Regions from separate parts of the Homo sapiens genome. Here regions 2 and 3 are each linked to region 1. The links are chromatin contacts, found by Hi-C or POLR2A ChIA-PET in ENCODE. All regions are on one chromosome and are shown on one strand. Each heading gives the region's core, a stretch centred on a gene start or an enhancer-like site at or near the end of the contact. The rest is flanking DNA. Distances are from core to core; before and after follow the strand shown. Region 1 overlaps LINC02660 (long intergenic non-protein coding RNA 2660). Region 2 overlaps LOC105376360 (a long non-coding RNA gene). Region 3 overlaps LOC105376360 (a long non-coding RNA gene).

Evidence for each region. Hi-C counts contacts between places; a loop is a spot of excess contacts on that map. ChIA-PET counts read pairs that join two places held with the same protein, here RNA polymerase II (POLR2A). Pooled maps may share reads with other maps.
Region 2: a loop to region 1 is called in a map with no recorded cell type, with 11 times the contacts of the local background. The contact joins two enhancer-like sites. A Hi-C loop is called at or near these places in 11 of 37 single-sample maps with no recorded cell type and 10 of 50 pooled maps.
Region 3: a pooled map shows a loop between it and region 1 (2.1-fold over the local background). The contact joins two enhancer-like sites. A Hi-C loop is called at or near these places in 1 of 168 maps with a recorded cell type or tissue (CD4-positive, alpha-beta memory T cell) and 5 of 50 pooled maps. POLR2A ChIA-PET finds 5 or more read pairs at or near these places in 2 of 52 experiments (OCI-LY7 and activated CD8-positive, alpha-beta memory T cell).

The regions. Positions count from the first base shown.
Region 1 is chr10:3,933,158-3,937,391 of GRCh38, reverse strand. It overlaps LINC02660 (long intergenic non-protein coding RNA 2660), which reads right to left. Exons shown (of 3, transcript NR_183984.1): 3 at 1,580-1,713. Among named protein-coding and RNA genes, the nearest start is that of LINC02660, 23 kb to the right of the region's middle. RefSeq lists enhancers at 1,869-1,918, 1,939-1,988, 2,029-2,218. Within about 2 kb of position 2,156, at least 27 of the 41 ENCODE cell types and tissues checked have a DNase peak (open chromatin) inside an H3K27ac peak, as active enhancers do.
Region 2 is chr10:3,623,931-3,628,164 of GRCh38, reverse strand. All of the region lies in intron 1 of LOC105376360 (a long non-coding RNA gene), which reads right to left. Among named protein-coding and RNA genes, the nearest start is that of LINC02669, 120 kb to the right of the region's middle. Within about 2 kb of position 2,029, at least 2 of the 41 ENCODE cell types and tissues checked have a DNase peak (open chromatin) inside an H3K27ac peak, as active enhancers do.
Region 3 is chr10:3,653,778-3,658,011 of GRCh38, reverse strand. The region is part of intron 1 of LOC105376360 (a long non-coding RNA gene); the gene reads right to left. Among named protein-coding and RNA genes, the nearest start is that of KLF6, 130 kb to the left of the region's middle. Within about 2 kb of position 2,336, at least 2 of the 41 ENCODE cell types and tissues checked have a DNase peak (open chromatin) inside an H3K27ac peak, as active enhancers do.

The sequences.
Region 1 (4,234 bases), core at 907-3,406:
TCTTGAGGGTCCAGGAAGAAGTGTGTGGCTTACTTGAAGAAAATGGGAAGCTGTGGAGGGTTATAAATGGGAGGGATATAATTTTTTTAGGTTTTGCAAAGGACACACTGGATGCAACATATTAGGAGAGAAGAGGTTGACATGGATGGACATTTTTGAACTGATGTTAAAATAAAACATTTGATTCCTTTTTCTGTACCTTTATGAATGCAGATGAACATACCCATTGTATGAGTCCATTCTCATATTGCTATAAAAAAATACCTGGGACTGGGTAATTTATAAAGAAAAAGGTTTGATTGGCTCACGGTTCCACAGGCTGTACAAGAAGCACAGTGGCTTCTGCTTCTGGGGAGGCCTCAGGAAACTTACAATCATGGCAGAAGGCAAAGGAGAGGCTGGCACATCTTACATGGTTGGAGCAGGAGGAAGAGAGAGCAACGCGGGAGGTGCCACACATTTTTAAACAACCAGATCTCACAAGAACTCACGACGGGGATGACAGCACCCAGGAGGATGGTGTTAAACCATGAGAAGCCACCCCCACAAGAACTCACATAGGGACGACAGCACCCAGGAGGATGGTGTCAGACCATGAGAAGCCAACCCCACAAGAACTCACGATAGGGATGACAGCACCCAGGAGGATGGTGTGAGACCATAAGGAGCCACCTCCATGGCCCTGTCACCTCCCACCAGGCCCACCTCCAGCATTGGGGATTACCTTTCAACATGAGATTTGGGTGGGGACACAGAGCCCAACCATATCACCCCCTCCTGTCTTGAAATGCCAGGGCTCCCTCCCCAGCCCCACCTGAAGGCAAAGTTCTAGAACCACCCTGAGACAATGAGCCAGTTGCTTCAAATTGAGCATGAAACCACTCAGCGTCCAGAGCAAAGGAAATACATAAAGTGCCTAAATTGGCCTAATGGGATCTTAGTAATCAAATATATCATCATCTGTACATTTTCCATATTACGGTGGGAACACTTTGTAGCCAGCCTAGCTCCCCTCCTGTTCCTGTTAGAATTTTGTTCTTAGAATAAATTTACATCCGTCCCCTGGTGCCAGGGTTCAGGCTGTGTTGCACTTTTCATTATAAGCCATGTTTACCGAAGGTTTACAACTTGGCTGTAAAAACCGGTTGGCACCGAAACTGGAAACTTGGCATGAACAAATTGGCATAAACATTGGCCGGAAGCAGTTTTTCTATCTAAATCTGAGAAAAACAGACTAGGTCATTTTCAAGTTATTTGTGTTATTCATGCATAAATAAAATGAAGCTTGACAGCTTCAAACAGTTGTTTGCTTTTGCGCTCTTCAAAAATAGATTGGATCCAAGAAAAGTAACATTTGGTAAACAAATACTCCATGACGGACTGTAGAAAAAACGAAAGGAAAAAAGAGTGGAGTGCAGTACATTAAATAGAAAGGGAAGATGGAAGCGTTTCAAAAGTCACTTTGTGTCAGAAAGTGGAGTCAGGAAAGGTATTATTAGGTGATTATGTGGTTTCTAGAGGCAAATTTAGAGATTCCTCTGGACTCTAAATTAATAGTGTAAACAAGCAGAGAGCAAGCTTTCAAATAACATAATTTATTTTTTTGAGATCTGAAGCACATCTAAACAACACAAGCTAACTAAATAGATGATGTTCAGGCAAGGAAGAACCAAGTGATTTCTAAATATGTTTTCTAACAGCAGTAGGCTTGGCCTGTAAAACAAACAAACAAAAAGTTTAAAAACTGGGGGAAGAAAAAAACAAAATATAAATGATATAGTAAAACATCTTGGTTGAAAACAATAGCATCAATGTCTGATCTTTCCGCTCATCTATGTATCGAATTAAGTTTAGAAATGCAATTTGTGGGTTTTGAATTCCAGCAGCCAGTAGCAGCTCTCTAAAGAGGGAAAGTGATGGTGCCGACCGCTCCCCAAAGAATGCCTTTTTGGCAAATTTAAAAGTCAGCCTTGACGTCAAGTGACTCCTGAGAAGGCTCCGCATTGAGTTCTGTGAAGCGTGGGCAGATCGGACTTTCACTCTCAAAACTCTGTCGGGGGATGACTACAGACACAGTTTAGGGCAAAATAAAACCAAGCCAATTCAAACAGAAAGTAAAAATAAGTCAGAGAGGAAAGAATGTGGAGGATGGACCAGGCCTGCTGGGGCCCGCGCTCTGTAACAAGCGCCCCTTGGGGAAGGAGTTGTCTCACAGGCTTGCTTTTTATTGATGTTCCTTCCTAACGGTTGTTAGCAGCAGTTAAATCCATATGGTTGTTCTTGGCAAAATGGATCTTGTCCTCTATTTGTAAAGTCTTGTTTCACCAAACTATAGGCAGAGTAATAGAATTCTATCATTGGAAGTGGAAGAATTTTCCACCTGGGGATTTCACCTGAATGGCACCTTTGGCCATTACCTGGCTCTTAGGATCAGCATGGTTCCATCCACGTGGTAATTCAAGCTAACAATTATCTTGGGACACATCTCAAAACTATTAACTCCCCAGAATGATCCACAGTGTTGATTCTCGGGTGGATGCTCCCAGTGTTTCCTCCTTCAGAGAAAGCTATGAAATCACTTGTTCACCCTAATATCAAGATTGTTCCAGCTGGTTGCAGTGGCTCACGCCTGTAATCCCAGCACTTTGGGAGGCTGAGGTGGGCGGATCACATGAGGCCAGGAGTTCGAGAGTAGCCTGGGCAACATGGCGAAACCTGGTCTCTACTAAAAATACAAAAATTAGCTCAGCATGGTGGTGCCTGCCTGTAATCCCAGCTGCTCAGGAGGCTGTGACAGGAGAATCGCTTGAACCCAGGAGGCAGAGGTCAAAGTGAGCCGAGATCGCGCCAGCCTGGATGACAGAGCAAGACCCTGTTTCAAAAAAAGAAAAAAAAGAAAAGATTGTTCCGATAGCAACTATAGCAATGCCATGTCATTGAGGATTCCAACTTGTCATGTGCTTCCTGGATAGGGTTTTACACCCTAGAGAGTTCTCTTCCACATTGAGAAGTATGAATAAACACATGCAATGACTCCATTGACACTATTCTTTAGAGATGAAGAAATTAAAGACCTAGGGCACACTATCGGGGTTCCACAGACCAGAGACAAAACAACTCAGCAATTAACAGGCCTCACAGAAACGAGTTTGGGAACCCCTCAGCATTTCTGCAGAATTTGCAGTTATTTCTAAGTATATTCCCTCCAGGTGCACGGTTAGCTAATCTTACCAGTCCCATAGATTCCTTGAGGGACTGGTTTACATCTTATTTTTGTATTCAGTTCCTAACACGGTGCCTGACACTCCAGGGCTTCAGCAAAATACTGATGCTATGATATGGGTAAGCGTTTCTATCTATAAATAGAGAGAGAGAGAGAGAGAGAGGTGTTTTGGTTTTGTTTTCTTTTAACAGACTGGGGAAGAAAAATGTTTGGAGGCTAAAATAAAATTTGCACCAATCAGCGTAAATGAGTGAGTTGTCTGGAAATGCCACATTGTAGATCTGAAATGCCATTATCTACAGGGAGCAGGTGCCCTCAATTGGGGACTTGATACAGTTTGGCCGTGTCCTCACCCAAATATCATCTTGAATTGTAGCTCCCATAATTCCCATGTGTTTTGAGAAGGACCTGTTGGGAGATAATTAAGTGATGGGGCCAGTTTCCCCCATAATGTTTTTGTTTGGACACTATGATCAGAGAGAACTGATGACTTCTACAACAGTCTGCTCTTCAGCTCAATATTCCACCACCAACAGACCTTGGGTTTTGGGGAGTTAATGGGGCACTCAGATGATTGCTGATGGAAACTCCAGGGGAAGTAAGGGTGGGGAAGAAGTGTAGCTTGTAAAAGATTTCCCATCTTTTAGTCCTAAACTTTCAACTGGGGGAAGAATATTACATTTTAAATCCAACCCACAGAAAGGAAAATTCATCAAAATCTCCAAGCCGAATGGGATCTGCGACCCTTTCCATGAAGACTGATCAGATAGGCCTGGCGCAGCTTTCTGCTCTGCTCCCAAGAGCTGTGCAATGTGTGGTCCTTGGGCCATTCCTGCTGCATAAATGTGCATTCTTTGTATTGGAACCCAGAGTGTAGGAACTAGTCGCTTTGACAGAGAATGAGGCTGGCCCTGCATCCATGTTAGACATTGCTATCCTTTTCTTAAGGTTTCTTCATTGTTACATAGTACATCTTGGGAAAGGAAACAGAAAGCTAACTGCAGTGTTAAT
Region 2 (4,234 bases), core at 780-3,279, 310 kb after region 1:
AAAAATTACTCAAGTCATAAGCGTATAGCTTGACAAACTATCACCAAGTAAACACAATGGTATAGCTACCTTTATGATCAAGAAATAGAACCCACCCATGCAAGAGAAGTACTCCTTTCTTGGTATTCTGTCCACCTTGCTTCCAAAAGATGAGCTCTGTTCCAGGACTCTAATGCCCTAGTTAGTTTTTATCATCTCAAACTTTATGTAAATAGAATCACCCAATACATAGAGCTTTCTTTCTGGCTCTTTTACTGAATGCCATGCTTGAAAGCTACACTCATGTTGCTGTATGCATCTTGAGCGTGTTCCTTTTCATTGGTGTATGGAATTCTATTTGTCTACTCTTGATGGACATTTGAGTTGTTTCCATTTGGGAGCTATTATGAACGATGTTGCTATGGATATCTGTGTTTGTGTTTTTTGCTGCATATATGTGCACATTTGTGTGAAGGATAAGCCAAGGCATACAGTTACTGGGGCACAGGAAGTGAGTATGTTAAAACTTAGTAGATAACACTAAATACTTTTCCAGCATACTCGCCCCAGTTTACACTCTGAGAGGCAGAGCTCTAGCCAACACCTGGCATCATCAGCATTTTAAATTAAAGACATTTTGGTAAGGATGTGAAAGGACAATGTTATGATTTCAGTGTGTTTATTTTCCTGAGGATTCATTGTTTTGAGCATCTTTTCATAACTTCTTTTTTTCTTTTGCTGCTGTAGTTTCCGTTTTGTTTTATTCTACGCCTGGTTGTTTTGATATGGTGCTGAACATGGCGTATGTGGAAATATCCTGAGGCCTTGAATGTTACTGTACTCCTCCTAGGATGGCTTATTTTTGGTTTCTGACAAGCTGGGTGTTTGGGAGCACTTAGCAAAGGGAGATGATTTAGACAGGATTTGCAGCAATGGAGTGAGCTGGGCCTCAACCCTCCAAGGGCAGTGCTGCCTCCACTTGACCCTTGTTTTAGTTTCCCAAGGCTGCCATGACAAAGTTACCAAAACTGGTGGCTTAGAACAGCAGAAATATATTCTCTCTCATCGACAGGACTGGTTTCTCATGAAGGTGTGAGGAAGAATCTACTCCAGGCATTCTCCTAGCTTCCGGGGTTGTGCTGACGGTCTTTGATGTGTGGAAGCATCACAGCATCCCCGGCTTCATCTTCATATGGTGCTCTCCTCATGTGCTTGTCTGTGTCCAAATCTGCCCATTTTATAAAGACACCATCGTATTGGAGAAGGGCCCATTCTAATGATCTTAACTTGATCGTCTGCAAAGACGCTATCACCAAAGAAGGTCACATTCACAGGCCACAGGGATTAGGACTTAAACCACCTTTTGAGGATGCAATGAAACTCACAGCACTCCTTATTCCTACACCTTAGCCAAAGGAGTGTTGAATAAAGGCCTTATTCATTGGTGGGCCGGCACAGTCAAATTGTGTCCCTTGAATTCCACAGGTGTTCTGCAATCTCACTTGTCCTCTCTGCTTCTAAGCTGCCGTGCTTAGAATCAACAGGTGCCTCACAGGGAAAACAAGCCCCGTCTGTCAGGATGTCCTGAATGGTAGCCCCTCAGGTTCTCCCTGCTTTGCTGTAGGCAAATGTGTGACACTAAGTTACACTGAAACGTCAGAGAGACAATTAATAACTTTTGACACGTGTCCCATGCTATATTTGGAACATACATGAACTAAAAATTACCTATTGCTTATCTGAAACTGAAATTTTAACTGGTGTTCAGTTTTCTTAATTGTGAAATCTGAGGTTTCTACTTTGGGAGCCCTATAGTTTCAAACAGATTTTAATTGTGTGTGTGTATATATTGATACATTTAACACATAGTATGTCTCATTGTTTTGAGTTGGAAGGTGAGTCAGAAGCCAGCTAGATGGACATTGCTAGAAGAGGAATTCTCCTCTGTTTTGACAAAAGTTTTTTACTGGCTAGGGATTCCTAGAGGACTGGTCATACCTCTTTGCACTCTCGCCTTATACAAAAAGCACAGAATAAACACTGGCCAGATGGAAATGAACTAAGTGATGCCCTTTATACTAACGCGCATATCCATTTCACAATGCCATGGACCAATGTTCTCATCTCAGTTGTGACTTAACTCTCTCTCCCCAACGAGCGAGGGGCTGAATGATCACCTTAGTCTTCACCGGAAGAATTCTCCTGGGATGACTTCAAGGAGTGTAAGTCTATTTTATTTTCTAAATGTCCCAAGACTTGCAATTGTTGAGTATTGAATATTTTCTTAGTAAATGATCTTGTCGTGAACGGGCTAGCCTTCTTTTTTTGTTCTATCAAGAAGCAGGTCTATGCTGTCAGGCCCCCTTGCCATGATCCAATAGAGGCAGAAGTGTGGTTGCAAGCTAATAATCTATGCATGGTTCTACCCATTGTAGGATGATGGCTTGGGCAGCCCGGGCTATTTTATTGTTCTAAAGAAATAATAGGCTGAGGACACTTTACTGCCAAGAGAACAGAATGATCATCAGTAGCTTAACTGAGCTGAACATAAACGACCTTATTTAAATCTCTTAAAATCTGGAGAGGAAACAAATCTCTCCCTTGTTGAATGTTAAATGAAAACAAATTGTTAGATAACTTCTCTATGTTCATTTACCTTCCTTCTCCCATGCTGCCAAAATCAAAGAAAGAAAAAAAAAGTCTTATAATTTAAAAAAGGTCTCGATGAGTAAAATATTTAGCGTGATGGAAAACTCAAAGTAAGTTTTCTTAAAAATAAAATAAGACATTTTTGTTCTAAGAAGATTTGGAAGGTCCTGAAATACCCAGTAATTAAAATTACTCAGAGAGAATTACATAATCTAACAGATGCAATTTTTATATCTGTGCTTCATTAATCTAGTGTTCCTTGAGCACACACTACCACATTACCGTTTGCTGAGGACACATTTCAAGCTGTCAAAGATTAATTAGGTAAATCATCACTAGTATTTTAGGATAATAATTTGTTTTCTTTACACTCTTCTTAGGTAGCTAAATGATAATCTCCATTGGTCTTTTTCACAACACTCTGGGCTAAGTTTTTTTTTTATTTTTTAATGTAAGCCTAGTGCTCTGGAATAATTACCAGGACTTCTCAAGATGCCTGCTTTTCCTACAGCTGACTTGCAACAATTTATAGAAACTTACAAATAAGCTACATACCAGGGAAAGCTCTGTGCCCAACACACCAAAGCATCAAATAAGCTTAGTACCAGTGAGACTCTGAGCCCAATATACCAAAAAGTACCGAGTCTGGCTTCAAAAAGTGTAACATCTCAAATCAGTGCCTGGAGTATTGAAAGACATTGTTTTTTAATTTTGTGATTTTAAAAAACTTTTCCCCTGAATGCTAGGGAATTGATCTGAGAATCATCATCTCAATGCATTTCCTGAGGAATTCTTTGGGAGCAGGAATTTGTCAGACTTTAATGCAAATGGGCAGTGCCTGCAAGTTCTTGCCCCTTATTTATTATTCGCTTTAGTATAATGTCGATGTTCAGAGTGTGCTTTGGTAGGAATTTGGTGGCATTTCCTCCATGCCTCAGTGTGTTAGTCAAAGCCCCACGGCTTTTCAAACCACGTCAGATCCTCCACTTGCACGTCGTCTTGTGCAAAACCTGTTTCCCTCTTACTCAGTGGTTCAGCCTGTTCCCATTCTACAGCTCTTACAGCGAGTTCCAAAAACTAGTTTCTCAACGCAGATAGAATGGAAAAGAGCAGCAACAATAAAGATTTATCATTAAGGACTGTGATGGAAGTTTACTTCATCTCCACTTAAACAAACAAAATAGTAAACCAATTGATTTGGTAAATCAAGCCATTGATTCTTATCATCAAATAAATCTTTATTGTCTTAATTACCTAATATCACTTGTATCATTGTGAATTTGCAATTTTAGCTCTGCTGTATAGAACATGATACTGCTGCCAAAACGCTTTACACAGTAATTCAGTGAAAGAGCGTTCACAAAGCATGTTTTCAAAGTATTCTTTATGGATTCTTCTAAGAGTGAAATTCATGTTTATGGAATTATATGGTCTCTCATAAACTTTTCCCTCCTTCCTCTATTTATAGTGGACAAATTTTGCCAAGCCTGGGTCAAGAACTATGTCAAATATTCGAACGATGTTGCAGTGTTGAATTCCTCAACACAGACCAGCTCCTCGGCTTTGGTTTCGTAACGGTTGTGTCCTCATGAATTGAAGGTTTATG
Region 3 (4,234 bases), core at 1,087-3,586, 280 kb after region 1:
GAGGCACCATTAGATTTTGTTCAATGAAATGTTTTTGACCTACTAGGCATGTGAGGTCGGGTCATCATTTCTTTGATGACGACTCCCATCTACCCAGTTCTGGCCCCTACCAGCTACCTCTGCCCTGTGTCCTACTGGCTTTCGAAGGCTGAATGTTGACATTTCTGACCCATGAAGCTTTTACATGGAACACAGGATATCGAGAGCCTGAAATTGGCCGTGGTTGGAGTCTTCCATTATGGAAACTGGCAAAGGCTCCAAATCAGAGATACTCTCCCGCCCTCAGAACATCCACACTCACACCATGGCCCAATCCCACCTACACAATCCTCCTCCCTCAGTACTTACCCTGAGTAAAGACCAAGGAATTAATCAACCGGCAAAAACCACCTGTACTTATTATTGAAGAATAAAGTTTGCTTACAGGAAAAATGAGGCAGCATTTTAAATTGTTCTAGATTATTCCATATAACTCGGATTGCTAAGGAGACGTGACATCCCCACACTTATCAAGCTAGCTAGGAAGACGCAATATTCTCCATCAAAAAATCAGCGATCAAAAGAGTTGGGTCTAAGAATCCAATACATTCATCTCAAAGCATGTCCTAAACCCATAAACCGCCATCCACATAGGTACCAGGCTTGGAGTTTTTGCTTCCTAACACCTCCCCAAGGCTGATTTACATGTTTAACCTGCTGGATTTTCTGGAGTGAGCCAATCAGTCCTGAGGCCAAGGCCACCAAAAATTGTTTTCATAAGTGTTTTTAACCAAATGATCATTTTGGAATGAAGTTAACAGGCTATGCTATCTAGAACAATCCATGTAGTCTGAGGCTCTGTTTAAATTCCAGCTCAATGACCCAGGATTGATTTCTTTCTTGTCCCTTAGAAAAGAAGACATGTTTTCATTGACAACTCTAAAAATTAAAGTTTTCCACTCTCTTTTCTCTAAATTTCTCCTGTATGTTTTACTCATTCTTAGTATTTTAAATAGGAAATGAGAGAGGGATGGATTAAATGGTACAGGGTCCATGACACCTCCCTGGGGTCCAGACAGCCTCCCCTCCTCACCATCCCCTCCCTCCCACTCCCATTTTGCAGTGTTTACTCCCTGGAGTCCAGGCAGCCTCCCCCTCCTCACCATCCCCTCCCTCCTACTCGCACTTTGCAGTGTTTGCAATTGTTCTATTCCTAGAAAGACATTTTAAACTTAAGTACAAGAAAAAGTGCTTGTTCACGGTAAGGCGGGAAAAGACAGCTCCATTAATACTTTGTAAACGTATCACCGTCTCCTCTAATTAGGTGCCTGCAGTACCTTCCTGAAAAACAAAACAAACTGACAAACAAAAGCCTACTCTCCACCAGGCAGAAAAAAAATAGTTTAGAGAGAAATGTGATAAAATGTTTGGTACCTACTCCTTTTTAAAAATATTATGCTGCAACAATCTCTGCTTTCTGCACAAAGAGACATGAATACATCCATATTTATCACCGCCATTACATCTCATTGATGTTAGGATTGGCAGAAGGACAATGACATGAATAAAGCTGGCTGGTGAGCTAGACGAGTGGACATTCTTGACAGCTCACAGTGTTACCGAGCTCTGTTTGGCTCTCAACACCAACCTTCTGCCCCCACTGTCAATGCTGGTGCACCCAGGACTTGGATCTGGAATCCCTGCTTTTCTCCACTTACCATTTTTGATTCTGATTCTAAAGCTTTAAATACTCCAGAATTTTGTGACTCTCAGATTTCTCTCTCTACTCCTGACCTGCCTGCAAACACTTTCATCCAATTGCCTACTTGGGGTATCGATCCAGATATTGATGGGCGTCTTACACTTGACATATCCCAAACAGAATTCTATTTCCCCTCTGCCTTCTCATTCCAGTAAATGTATCAATGTCTACAGTTACTGAAGTGAAAGACCCTAAGTTGGGAGCTTCCAAAACCCAGCTCACATCCTGCTACCTCCCTCCGTCGTTCTTTCCATCACAGCATCATGCTTGCACCACGGCACTGGCTTTCCATGCGGCCTTTCTTCTCTGTTCTGTGTTCTCCATACAGCAGCTGGGGTGAGCTATGGAAAACCTTAACCCGGTGGTTTCACTCTCTTCCTGTATCCTCTCAAGGAATTCTACCCACCCTGACCTAAAGGGGCCCCCTCACCGCCACCTGCCAGCTAGCTTAGCATCCACCCTACCCCATTCACACAGGGCTTCTTGATGTATCTCAAACAACTCTAGCTTGTTCCTGTTTCAGGGCAGTTGCAGGTGTTTGTTCTTCCTTAAATGACTTCATTCCATTTTTGCACACGGCTGGTTTCCTCATGTCAGCCACATCTCGGCTTCTCTGCGGCTTCCTCAGAGAGGCCCCTCCTAGCCATATAATCTAACGTAGCCTTGGAATCTTCATCGTCCCATCACTCTGTGGTGTTTTCATCACACTGCCTCTCCCTTTCTGCTATGAAAGGTTTTATTTGTGTGTGCTGTTCATCTTTCTCCCCTCTAATGGAAGTTCTACCAGATTCGAGACCTCGCTTATTCAGCGGTGCAGCTCTTGGGTCTTGGGCAGTGTCTGATACTTACTAAGGACTTTGCCAGTGTGTGGAGAATAAAAAACTAAGTTAATGATGATTTCTTCAGTTTAAGTGAAGTCCAGAGTTGAATAAGCATAGGAGAGAAAGAGTCTTCACTAAGTTCTGCTTTTGCCAGAGGAACATTCAACTCCAGCTAAATCATGTTCTTCACCTCTCACTCTCCTTTTCTCTCTTATACACACACACACAAACACATATATACACATAAACACACATGTGTATATGTGTGTATGTGCACGTGTGTGTGTGTGTGTTTGTGATAACTTTCTGTGCTGCATTGGAGGACTCAGTTTGTTAAGACCTTACTCTTTCAACCAGTGCCCTGGTCATGTGTATGCTTATCAGAGAAAAATCATACTCTATGAAACATCAACAGGTTAGAGATAGAAGAAAGGGCTGCAAGAGAGGAAAAAGAAGCAAAGAGGGCAGAAACATTCTTGCTTTTCAAAGAGCAAAGAGTGAAATTTGGCTGCCTGGTTCATTTTGTCCCCCTTTCCTATCTGAAAAATTTCCAGAAACCTTGGGATTTCACAGTTATGTTCTGTGCTTGGCAACTCTGAATGATACAAATAATTCTTAGTAGGAAATAAAATGACTGATATACCTAAATAGGGAAGAAGTATTCTGGGATGTATAGATCCAAAAGTCTTCCAAACCAGCTTCCCATCTTGGCAAAAGAGCATAGAATCAGAATTCCTATCAGCTGACTCAGAACAGTTAGGGCAAAAAGAACAGTGGTGGCAACCTCTGCTCACACCGCCAAACATGCAGATGATCTCTGAGGGTCTGGCAATATTCACTGCAAAGGGAAATAATCAAAACGTAACATTTGCTGCATAGGTATGGGAGAGAGCATTTTAGGATGGAGCATTGCATCATGATAAGGTCTGCAGGAAAAATAAAAAAAAAGGAATGACCAATAGTCTTAAGAAAAAGCGATCACATTGGCCAGATGCTGTGGCTCACGCCTGTAATCCCAGCACTCTGGGAGACTGAGGCAGGTGGATCATCTGAGGTCAGGAGTTCAAGACCAGCCTGGCCAACATGGTGAAACCATATCTCTCCCAAAAATACAAAAATTAGCTGGGTGTGGTGGTGCATGACTATAATCCCAGCTACTTGGGAGGCTGAGGCAGGAGAATCCTTTGCACCCGGGAGGCAGAGCTTGCAGTGAGCTGAGATCGTGCCACTGCATTCCAGCCTGGGTGACAGAGCGACACTCCATCTCAAAAAATAACAATAAAAAAAAAGAAAAAAAGTCTGGGCACAGTGGATCATGCCTGTAATCCCAGCACGGTGGCTCATGCCTGTAGCCCCAGCACTTTGGGAGGCCGAGGCAGGCAGATCACTTGAGGTCAGGGGTTTGAGACCAGCCTGGCCAACATGGTGAAACCCCACCTCCACCAAAAATACAAAATTAGCTGTGTGTGGTGGTACATGCCTATAATCCCAGCTACTCGGGAGGCTGAGGCAGGAGAATCCCTTGCACCCGGGAGGTGGAGCTTGCAGTGAGCCGAGATCACACAACTGCACTCCAGCCTGGATGACAGAGCTAAACTCCGTCTCAAAAAAAAAGAAAAAAAGTCTGGGCATGGTGGCTCATGCCTGTAATCCCAGCACTTTGGGAGGCTGA